2 separate regions of the Homo sapiens genome follow, and region 1 is linked to region 2. Evidence: chromatin loops called from intact Hi-C (ENCODE). Cell type or tissue: gastrocnemius medialis. All regions are shown on one strand. Links, peaks and the distances in the headings refer to the core of each region. The heading gives the core; the rest is flanking DNA.

Region 1 (6,456 bases), core at 755-5,754, 260 kb before region 2:
TGGATCACTTGAGCCTAGGAGTTTGAGACCAGCCTGGACAACACGGCGAAACCACGTCTCTACCAAAAATGCAAAAATCAGCTGGGCATGGTGGTGCGCCTGTAGTCCCAGCTGCTAGGGAGGCTGAGGTGAGAGGATCCATTAAGCCCAGGGAGGTCAAGGCTGTAGTGAGCCACTGCACTCCAGCCTGGTGACAGAGACTCTGTCTCAAAACAAAGCAAAACAAAAGCCAACCAAATAAAAAAAGCAAAAAAACTCCTGTGATATGTAGTAAATAATTTCACCTTGTCCAAAAAGAGGTCTGGCTTTTGCTTTCAGCTTGTGGGAGGGAATCCCTAAGCTCTAAGACTATCAGGCCTGATAGGAGTGTCTTTGTTTGCTGTGGGTCACATTGAATAGCTAACAATGTGATTGCGGGTAGGGACTGGTCAAACCGGAAAGTCCAACAATGTAAGGTGGTGGCTTTGAGTCACTCCCAGAGGGGCTGCAGGCTAGAGATGGAGACCAGCCTGTGCACCATCTGCCATGCTTACTCAATGAGGCCCAAGAAAAACTCTGGACACTGAGGCTCATGTGAGCCTCCCTGGTTGCCAGCACTCCTATGTTCTGCTACACATGGATGCTGGGAACAGGAGGCTGACCCAACAGGGAGGACCACAGCAGCTGTGCATGGGGTAGTCCCCAGACACCCCCTGTGGGCATCCTCCCTTGGCTGATGCTCATCTGCACCCAGAAGTATAAGATGAGTCTTGCTGGGTGTGGCGGCTCACACCTGTAATCCCAGCACTTTGGGAAGCTGAGGTGGGTGGATCGTGAGGTCAGGAGTTCGAGACCAGCCTGGCCAATATGGTGAAACCCTGTCTCTACTAAAAATACAAAAATTAGCTGGGTGTGGTGGCATGCACCTGTAGTCCCAGCTACTTGGGAGGCTGAGGCAGAAGAATCACTTGAACCCAGGAGGCAGAGAGGTTACAGTGAGCCGAGATCGCACCACTGCACTCTAGCCTGGGTGACAGAGCGAGACTCCATCTCAAAAAAAAAAAAAAAAAGGATGAGTCTAACAGCTTCCAGTTAGCTCTGTGAGTCTTTCTAGCAAGTTATCAAAACTGAGAGTGGTTGGGGGAACTAGTCTTTCCAACTTTGCAATTGGTATCAGAAGAGGTGGTCTTGGGAACCCCTAAAACTTGTAATTGGTGTTGGAAGTGAGCACGGTTTTCTGTGTGGGCTGTGTTCCCTCCAACTTCACAGTTGGTTAAACTCTTCACATGTGGCAAACATCTGAATATTTAAATATAAAATTAGGACTTCCACTTCTAGGCTAGATGTTCTGGGGAAAAAATAAACTCCACTACAAATACCTAGACCTGTTGATTGAAACTAAACAAACATCTTTTAAATGACTACCTGATTGTATAAGAAAGTAAGGAAACTCACAAAGGCCAAAACCGAAGAAGAGGCTGAAACCAGAATGAGAAATGACCCCTGATGCTGTGGGCTGCCCTAGAAGCACCTGGAAATATCTGAAACCTATAGTCACTGGTTTTAACAGCCATACAAAAGAGAGAAGGCAGGGCCCTGGGCCCATGCAGGCAAGATGGAGTGTCAGGACTTAGACTCTTGGAAAAGCTAGAATCCTTGAAGAGCTAACTCTTGGTAAAAAGGTGACATAGAAAAAGAAGCTAACAAGAAAGTGTGTCTATCCTGGCTTCAGCTTTGGGTTAAAAAAAGAGAAAGAGAGAAGGAGGAGGAGGAGGAGAAGGGGGAAGAGAAGGAAGAGGAAAAAGAAGAGAGATATTTCACTCTTCCTTCCCCCTGAAAATGTAAAGGCCATCCTCACGTGGATTTCGGGTCTGGATTTACACTCCCTGAAGAATATCCAAGCTGAGAAATATTTTAATATGTTTCCAAGATGGAAACAAGCACTCCAGGCCTCCTGACAGATCTCTCCAGAGGACTAACCCTCAGCCTAGGCCTGTCAGGATTCCCACAGACTGAGATCTGCAAAACATGAGTTCACCATAAAAATTGAGCCTGCACAAGAGAAACAATCCATCATGAGCAAGTGTCAGCAGGAGCAGCAGATGTCAGAATTAGACCACCAAAGATGTCACATTATGGGATTATCAGGAACAGGATTCAAAGTCATGTTTTCAATGTTTATGGGAGTAAAAGGGGAAATTAAACACACATGCAGGGAACATAAAAGTATCCAAGATGACCTAACAGATTTGACACCAAATACATCTCAAAATGAAATATATAATTATTAAACTTTTTTAAAGTAAAAAATGGCATAAACATCAGATTAGGCACATTTGCAAAGGAATTCATAAATTGAAAAAAAAAAGTTGAGAGAATCATCCATAAATGTAGCTCAGAAAGATAAAGAGATGGGAAATGAGTCAGAATTCCTCTCCTGCCCTTCTGGAGAAGAGCCGTGAGCTGGATCATGTCCCGCAGGCAGATATGGATGGAAGAACAGACACTGAGCTGGAGGAGGCAAGAGTGCTCCCTCTGCCCAAATGATGCCTCCCTCTGCCCAGCCCGTATCCTTGAGAGGGAATAGGGGATAATGGGGTTGGGGTGGGGGGCACAAGGCTGTTCTCTGGGATTTCAATATCATGCTTCCCCTTAAAATTCTCAGAATGGGCCAGGCACAGTGGCTCACACCTGTAATCTCAGCACTTTCAGAGGCCAAGTTGGGCGGATCACGAGGTCAGGAGTTTGAGACAAGCCTGACCAACATGGTGAAACCCCGTCTCTACTAAAAATACAAAAATAAGCAGGGGGTGGTGGCGCGTGCCTATAATCTCAGCTACTCAGGAGGCTGAGACAGGAGAATCGCTTGAACCCGGGAGGTAGAGGTTGCAGTGAGCCGAGATCGCACCACTGCACTCCAGCCTGGGCGACAGAGCAAGACTCCGTCTAAAAAAAAAAAAAAAATTCTCAGAACGTCCATCAGCCAGGAATTTTCCTCACCCTAAGCCTTTTGGGAAGAGATTCTGTTTCCAGTTTGTTCCCTGTGGGCAAAGCCTTTCCCCCTCTTGGATTCATCTGTGCAATAGCTGGATCTCTAAGGCCACTGCCAACTCTAATATTCTATTCTGTTATGACATCCTGCGGTGACAGGTACGATATGTGCCCCACTGACTCACCTCTATACTCAGGGCAAGTCAGAGATCCCGGGATGCTTAGGAAGAGCCCTGCCTGTCCAAAACACAGTTTCAGTGCACAGCCTGAAACTCCACAATTACAGAGTCATTTATCTGGAGGTAAACATCATCCTAATTAGATTCCAAATTGTTTTTTTCTCAGAGGGGCTGGGTAAAGGATAAAATTAAAGTCATCATCAGTCACAACACCTCCATGTGAGTTATTTTAACAGTCTTTTCAAAAACAAAGTCACAGCATGCGAGATGGATTTGACAGGAGGAGCAGAGGGGAAATGTGGTAGGTCAGTCACACCCCCAGGGACTGGGCCCTAGTCCCGAGCGTAGGAGAGGCGGAGCTGGAAGGTGAACCTTCCACAGCCTCGACCGTCCGTCCTCCCTCCAGCCTCTCCACAATTCAACACCTGCTGGCCAGCAGGCGGCAGTGCACGGACGAAAATGCGCATCTCTGCTGGATTTCCCAGGAGCTCCTGGAGTTCAAATGGCTTCTTTTTCTGGTAGCCTCAGTGCTCAGTGTGGAGAGGCAGGCTGCAGACAGCAGGGACAGTGGGATGTGGGATGCACTGCCCAAGCCTTTGTAAGTCCGACCCTGGTGGTGGCCCCAGAAGCCAGGCTGCTGGACTGGGAGGGCTGCCTGGAAGATGGGGCACCTTCAAGGCTTGTCCTGCCTGACTAAGGGTGAGGGGACATTTGAGGATGAAATGAGACGTCTGGAAGTGTCCCTAACCTTCCTGGGGCTGCCCCCCGTGAAGGTCAATGCTCGATGCGGGGGCTGGAGGGGGCAGACAGCTTCATGTGTCAGAGACCCTGGAGTGCAGGTGTAGCCCCTGAGCTCTGTCTGGGCACAGTGGCATGCTCATTGAGTGGAGAGGTGGCGTGGGTCCAGCTCAGCCTGGGGAACCAGTCTGAGGCCGGGTGACAGAGCCCTTCACTCTCTAAGCCTTGCTTCTCAGACCTGTTGAATGGCTGTGAGCACTCCCGGGGGGCTGATCCCCAGCCACTGTACTCTGCAGAGGTGAGCTTGAAATTCAGAGGGGCAAGGCTGCATGCATCCCATTCCAGAGTCCTCCCATCCTATTTGAAGTCCTCTCATCCCTTCCTATTTGGGGGGCTTGTTAATGCTTCCAGGGTGCTGCAGGGCAATGGGTAGCCTGGCTCTGTACCAACACACGCAACAGCGCCCTGACTCAATGCCCCTTCCCTTGCCTTCATCTGGCCCAGGTAACCCTCTTGGGCGAGGGAGAAAAGTGAGCTGCTCAAAGAAGATACTTCCATCAGATACAGGCAAGCAGACACTTTCTATTTCTGCAGGAATGGGACTCCATCGATTCAGGAAGCCCACAGAGGCCAAGCCCACGGACTGCACATGCAACCCTCTGACTCCATCGCAGGGGTGAGGGACGTGCTCCCCCACATTGCCTTCCTATGGATTCCCCATGCCCACCCTGCTGCAAGGAATGATGCGGCAACACTGTGATCTACCGCAGTGTCTGCCAAACTCTCAGCTCACGGGGATCTCTGGGCGCTTGTTAACATTCACATTCTCATTCCAGGGGAGAGCTGGGAACCAGTGTCTGGCAAGCACCCTACATGACTCTTACACTTAGGTCAGTTTGGGGCCATGTCCACCTAGAAGATGAAGGAAGAGAGGGAGCCTAGAGCCGTGAGGATTTTATTTCCACATAACCTAACCAGAGGCTGCCAATGGAGACTCAGAGCCAGCCCAGGAAGGAAGGAGGTAGGTCTTGGTGGACAACGAGCCAGTCTCAGTCCCACAGCCCCTGCCTGAACGGGCACGCTCTCTCCCTGCCTCTTCCCACGACCTGAGAGACCAAGCTTGCCAAGCTCCAAGGACTCTGATGGGCCCTATGGTCAGGTTGCTTGCCTGAGGCCTTTTTTCCTAACCCACAGGGTGATTGTGGTAGGAAGAATAATGGCCCCCAAAGCTATCCCTGTCAGAATCCCTAGGTCCTGGCATATGTTACTTTGCAGGGCAAAAGGGACTTTGCAGGTGTGATTAGATTAAGGACCTGGGGATGGGGGGGTTATCCTGGATTGTTCAAGTGGGCCCAATCTAATCACAAGAGTCCTTATAAGAGGGAGGCAGGAGGGTCAGAGAAGGAGTTGAGGACATCACGCTGCTGGATTTGAAGATGGAGGAAGGAGCTGTGAGCCAAGGGATATGGCCTTTCTTGCCCCCTAGAAGCCGGCACAGCCAGAGCCAAGGAAATGCATTGTCCCCCAGAGCCTTCAGGAGGAACCAGCTCTGCCAACACCTTTGTTAGGGAAGCAGAAGCATAGGAGAGCCAGAGTGCCACCATTTTAAAATCAACTCCATCTTGGCTGGGTGCAGTGGCTCACGCCTGTAATCCCAGCACTTTGGGAGGCTGGGGTGGGTGGATCATTTGAGGTCAGGAGTTCAAGACCAGCCTGGTCAACATGGTGAAACTCCCTCCCTACTAAAAGTACAAAAATTAGTCGGGTGGTGGTGGCGTGCGCCTGTAATCCCAGCTACTCTGGAGGCTGAGGCGGGAAAATCGCTTGAGCCTGGGAGATGGAGGTTGCAGTGAGCCGAGATTGCGCCACTGCTCTCCAGTTGGGGCGACAGAGTGAGACCCTGTCTCAAAAATAAATACATATAAATAAAATCAACTCCATGTTAAAACTAGCAAGGCACATTCCTTGCCAGCCACTACCCATGGTCCTAAGATGTTTACATTTAAGGAAGCAGTTTGGTAATGCCTGTAAGGACACACTCCTCCAACAACAGAAAGTCCAGATGTCCCAATACCCTTAACAGTATAGGTTTTCAAAATAATTATAATTATGCTCTCATGTGCTGATGTAGGAACATGTCAAGGATAGCTTCCTTTAAATCAGTAGAGTAATAAACGTCATGCTGTCAGCCCACTGGCAGTTAGGCACAGCTTTGGTTTAGTCTTTACAGAGACAAGATCCCTATATAAGAAAAACTTAAAGCAAAGATGGTGCGTGCCTCTGCTTGCTTCCTGAGGGCACTCTACTTTGTAATGGAGCAGTTTCTAATAAACTTGCTTCTTTCCCTGCACTTTTCCACTCACCTTGAATTCCTTTCCTGCACAAAATCCAGGAACCCTCTCTTGGGGTCTGGATGGAGACCCCTTTTTCCAGTAACACCTTGATTTCATCCCATTCAGACTTCTGACCCAAAGAACTGTACGATAATAAATGTGTGTGGTTTAAAGCTAGTGAGTTGGTGGTGATGTGTCAAATCAACAACCGGAAACTCATATGGTGACTTGGTTGG
Region 2 (5,000 bases), core at 1-5,000:
CAAGGCCTAGCTCCTTCCTGCCTGTGTGGTGCTTCCTCTCCCTGCCCACACCCTGCCCAGCCACATCTCTATGCCCCTGGCCAAGTCATCCTGAGGACTTACTGCAACACAACTCCCAGGAAGCCTCACCATGTGTATGCTTTATTTTATCACTGCAGGTAAATATTTTGCTGAAATTGTCCCTCCCACTAGACTAAAAGTTCCTTGAAGGCAAGATCCCATCTTAGCTATCTTTCTATTCCCATGACTGGCACAATGTCCAGTATACGCCAGGTGCTCAATAAATAGCTGTTGAACTAATTTCCCCATAGTGTGCGTGTGCACATGCACGCACACACACACACACACAGATAGGGTCTTGCTCTGTTGCCCAGGCTGGAGTGCGATGGTGTGATCATGGCTCACTGCAGCCTCGATCTCCTGGGCTCAAGCGATCCTCCTACCTTAGCCTCCCAAGTAGGTGGGATTACAGGCACACATAATATTTTAAGTTTTTTGTAGGGGTCTCAGTATGTGAGATGGGGTCTCGCTATGTTACCCAAACTGGTTTCAAATGATCTGCCCACCTCAGCCTCCCAAAATGCTGGGATTACAAGCATGAACCACTACACCCAGGCCAGCGTACATATTTTTAATGCTCATGACTCACAAAGTCACATCTGGAGCATGCCACATTGACTTGGATTTACATTTTTCCTAAGGAGCTAGCACAGAAAACTAGGAGCATGGCAGGTTATCTACAAATGATCAACTTGGGCTGTAGAAAAATCTACTGTACCAGGCCCAGAGAGTCCCATTCCAGGTGACACACTGGAAAAGCAACAGACTAGTTCTTTGGAAAAGAGACTTCAGCTCAGGTTTTTCCAGTCACCAATTGTCTGAGGAGGACCGGCATGTTTCTTGGAAGAGCTCTGTCAGGTAATGGGTTACCTCAGACGGGGCGCTTTTCTTCCTCCTCCATTTGTGCAGGTCTCAGAGTCTGTGTGTGTTTGGGAAAGCCAAGCACGTGGCTGTGTACCTATGTGGCTGAGTTACACACAGCTGAGTGGATGGTGAAAAGTGGAAGGAGACAGTCCCTCTCTTATCTAATCTGGCCTAGCAATGAAACCATGCTCAGAAACTGCTGGCTTTCTAGTGCAAGAAATTACTGCCCAAGTATCATAACACACCAGCCTGAAAGCTAAGGAACTTTTAGGCCTCTGTTTTCAAAACCTGGAGAAAGAAACAAAAGGTCAGAAAACACCGGATTCTGTAGCGTATCAAAATTAGAAAGCACTGATGCACAGGAGTCAATATCTGAGGTCCCCTGGGAGGTGGGAAGCAGCTCAGTGGGTGGAAAGAACACGGCTCTGGAGACAGGATTCAAGAGTCAGCAGCATTGCTTTCCAGGCTTGACAGGAGCAAGCTAAGGCCTCCTGGTGCTCTTCGGGGTTGCAACGAGGATTAGTGAGGCCAGGTAACTGATTGCCGGGTTCGTGGTGAGAACTCGTGGTTTTCCTTCTCTCCTCCCCATCTCCTGCACTCTATTGCCCTTCAGGTTAAAGTGAATTATCCTACAGAGAGCTGCTGGGAAAAAAGGCTGTTTCAGATCTGCTGAGCTGAAACCCAAACCCAAGGAGCCCTTCATCTTACAAAAATCCAGGAATTCTGGATGTGGCCTGCATGAAGCATTTGGTGAAATGTATCTATTATTTTATTTTATTTTGAGACAGAGTCTTGCTCTGTTGCCCAGGCTGGAGTGCAGTGGCGCCATCTTGGTGGGTTCAAGCGATTCTCCTGCCTCAGCCTCCGAGTAGCTGGGACTACAGGCGCACACCACCACGCCTAGCTAATTTTTTTGTATTTTTAGTAGAGACAGGGTTTCACCAAGTTGGCCAGGCTGGTCTCAAACTCCTGACCTCAAGTGATCTGCCCACCTCGGCCTCCCAAAGTGTTGGGATTACCGGTGTGAGCCACCACGCCCGGATGATCAAATGTATCTAATGTGGATGAGGGCTTTGGTTCTAAAATGTCTGAAAATAAAATGTCAGAAGCTGCACATTAAGATGGGTAGTTTGAGGCCCTCTTTTTCACTGGGGTTAGAGAAAGTTTCCCAAGACAGACGCTGGTTTTGGCAAGGGAGGTAGGTGTTCTCAACTTCCCTCTATATGCCAAACCCCTGGCTTTGGCAAGCTGCCTGAATCAGGGTGAACTTCAGGTTTTGCCCCTGTGTTCTATGTAACATAAGAAGCAAAGATTATAAATGTAAGCAAACAGAGAGCAAAAGTCAACATGGGCAGCAGAAACAAAGGAAGACAACACCACTTAGTACACAAGGTGGCCAGAAGTGGCAAGGATTTAGAAAGGGGTGAGGGACTATTCAAAGAGGACAGGATCAAAAAGACTTCTGGGTTATAATCTGCCTTGAAGTCATCAAAAACTATTCCAATTCTGCTACAGTCTCATTAGAAACACAGCACTCCTTCACCTTTCAAAGTCAGTGAAGTAATAGTGTCTAGCTAAGAAAAGCGTAATTTTCACATCTAGCTTTTTAAAATTGGATCATTACTCAGAATACTGGTGAATGTTTGCTTAAAGGTTTCTTTTAGCACAAAGTTTTCAAAATTTGGATTGCATGTTTTTTAGGTTCACAAGGTTTGATCTGGCTCTGTCACAGACACACCAGAATAACTGGTTGAGTCAAAAAAAAAAAGCAAAGGTCCAGGAACAACAGTGGCTGGAATCAAAGAACTCTTCATAGCAGCGTCTTGAGCTTAGCTACTCAATCGTGTGGAAGCTAAGGAAGAGTTTAGCGCCACCTTCTGGGAAAGGCCAGAAAGACCTTAAAAAATTGGATTGACCCTGAGTTTAAGTATCCACCAGTAGACTGGGGAAAAACGACCAATGCCCCAGATTGGCACTGACATGGTCCTGGGATTTACAACGGAGTGCCAGCATGGCCCTGAACCTGGGACGAGAGTCCTCACTTAGCTAGGCTCAGTACCAGAGGGAGGGGAGAAGAAAAGTTCCAGGCTATAAGTCTGGAGACCTGAGTTTTGGCTCTGGTTCTGGCATCAACTAGCCAAGCGAGCTTGGGGTAAATTTCTTCACTTTCTATGCCTCGGTTTTCCTCATCAGTAAAACGAAAGGGAGAATCTGAATCAATTATTTTAAAAGTATTTCAGATTATAAAATCTTATCATCCAACTCTACCTGATGAGTCTTTTCCCCTGAAAAATGTGCATGCACAAAATTCCAGGAAGCTTTGAAGATCTTGAGAAGTAGTGTCTGTATGAAATGACCTCTAACAAGACAGTCATCACATCCTTGCCTGGAAAAGGAGATTCAGGGCAACACAATGGATATCTTCAAATGTGGTCAGGTTCTTAGGTGGGAGATTTATTCTGTTCTACTCTAAGGGGTAGAACTAGGGCCAACAGGGACAAATGATGAGAAGGAGTGGAAAGAGGGGCTGGGAGCCCAGGAGGTGGTGTGTCCTGCTGTCCTGGAGATGCTGCAGAGGCTGGGCTGGCCTCTCAGGAGGTGCTCAGCATCAGATGGGAAGCTGGGCAGCACGTTTAAGGCTTCTCTTTGGCATTCTAATTCCGGTATCCATCTCTAAAAACCCATGGCATTTCCTAGCCTAACGCTGACAATGTACCGGCTACCCCAGCACAAATATAGACGGATTCCAAACAAAGCAGTAGTCAAAAAATACAAGTCGTATTTTTGACTGGTGTTTTAGAGTTTACTCAATTGCATTTAATAGCTTCTTCGGTGTATTTAGAGAAATGCAGTTATATCTGCTTTATGTAGAATTTTAAAAACTTGACAACAATTCTATTCAAAATCAGTCTACTTTCTTCAATGGAAGAGTATAAAAAGGATACTATCTTCAATTTTCAACAATGTCAACCACCTTACCTCACTTGACTTTAATGCTAGCCTCTCAGCGCAGGGTATAAAACACCTGCCCCCCACCTCCCACCCAGCATACAAGTGCTTTAGATATCCAGAGTGTCTATGACTTGTCCACAATCACAGCCCCCGAGCTGGCAAAAGCAGCATGTGAACCCAGGCCTTCAAACCCCAAACTCAAAGGTTTTGACATTAAGTTATGGCTCTTTCTGAAGCTACAAGAACTAAAGGGCAGGTGTCACATCTGGCTCCTTGAGAGTCAGTTCATCAGCGAGGCAGAACTACTCCCCTACCTATGAATAACAGCAGGAGCAGCCGCCACCACAGCTGCCACTCAGAAATAGACACTGTGCCTGGCACTTTACAAGCCTGTGAGGTGGGCTATGTTTCTCCACTCGACACAGAGAATATGAGGGCTCACAAAATGGTAAGTCTCCTGCCATCTTGGCTCAGCAGGGTTCAACCCAGGAGTGTCTTCCAAGCCCATGCCCCCTCCCTTGGCCACATGGCCTTGGCTCCTAGCTAAAGTTCTCTCCCTATGTGCTCCTTTTCAGCCCATCTCAGGTTCTAACTCCCTAAGGAACTCTTCCTTGACTATTCTAGCCCACTCCTAAACTCCTGGTGTATTTCACTTTGAACCACACGACTCTGCTTTAACCTCAACTAAACCGTAAGGACCTTGAAGACTACAGTACACCACTACCCATCAATCATCAAACATTTATTGGAGTTTGTGCTGTTAGTATGACTGCTGGCTCAGTAACTTGGAATCTCTCAATGAAGCTAAACAGGTTTTGGGGTTTTGTCTTTTTATTAAAAAGCAAAAACCTACAAAGGAAATGGGGCTTCTGGTCATATCCCAAGGTTGGGCCTAGGGAAAACTGAAAATTTAGAATTTGAGGATTTTGGTTTGCTACTCAACAGCAACCTGTATTATCTTGAGGCTGGATGAAACACAGATAATCACCTAGTCCACTTGATAGGGTAAGAGATAAGGAAAAACCAAAGTACAGAGGGGTAAAGGCATTTCTCCAGAGTTCATGCAGTATATTATTTCCCAGTGCCCATTGATACAAATGACTGCTGCCCTGAGAGGCACCTAA

What was found. A loop is a pair of places that touch in the nucleus more often than their neighbours do. Peaks named below come from ENCODE experiments on the same cell type or tissue, not always from the same donor. Only the 100,000 strongest peaks of a DNase experiment are listed, where the experiment ranks them.
Region 1: it touches region 2 in a loop (19-fold over the local background); 80 of 110 quality-filtered maps call a loop at or near these places.

What each region holds. Positions count from the first base shown.
Region 1 is chr2:121,091,874-121,098,329 of GRCh38, forward strand. No RefSeq gene overlaps it. Among named protein-coding and RNA genes, the nearest start is that of TFCP2L1, 190 kb to the right of the region's middle. In gastrocnemius medialis, for the core only: a CTCF peak has its summit at 3,571 (motif pointing right); a DNase peak (open chromatin) is centred at 3,578.
Region 2 is chr2:121,353,462-121,358,461 of GRCh38, forward strand. All of the region lies in intron 38 of CLASP1 (cytoplasmic linker associated protein 1), which reads right to left. Among named protein-coding and RNA genes, the nearest start is that of TFCP2L1, 71 kb to the left of the region's middle. In gastrocnemius medialis, for the core only: a CTCF peak has its summit at 2,797 (motif pointing left); no DNase peak of the experiment used is centred there; H3K27ac peaks cover 3,762 bases.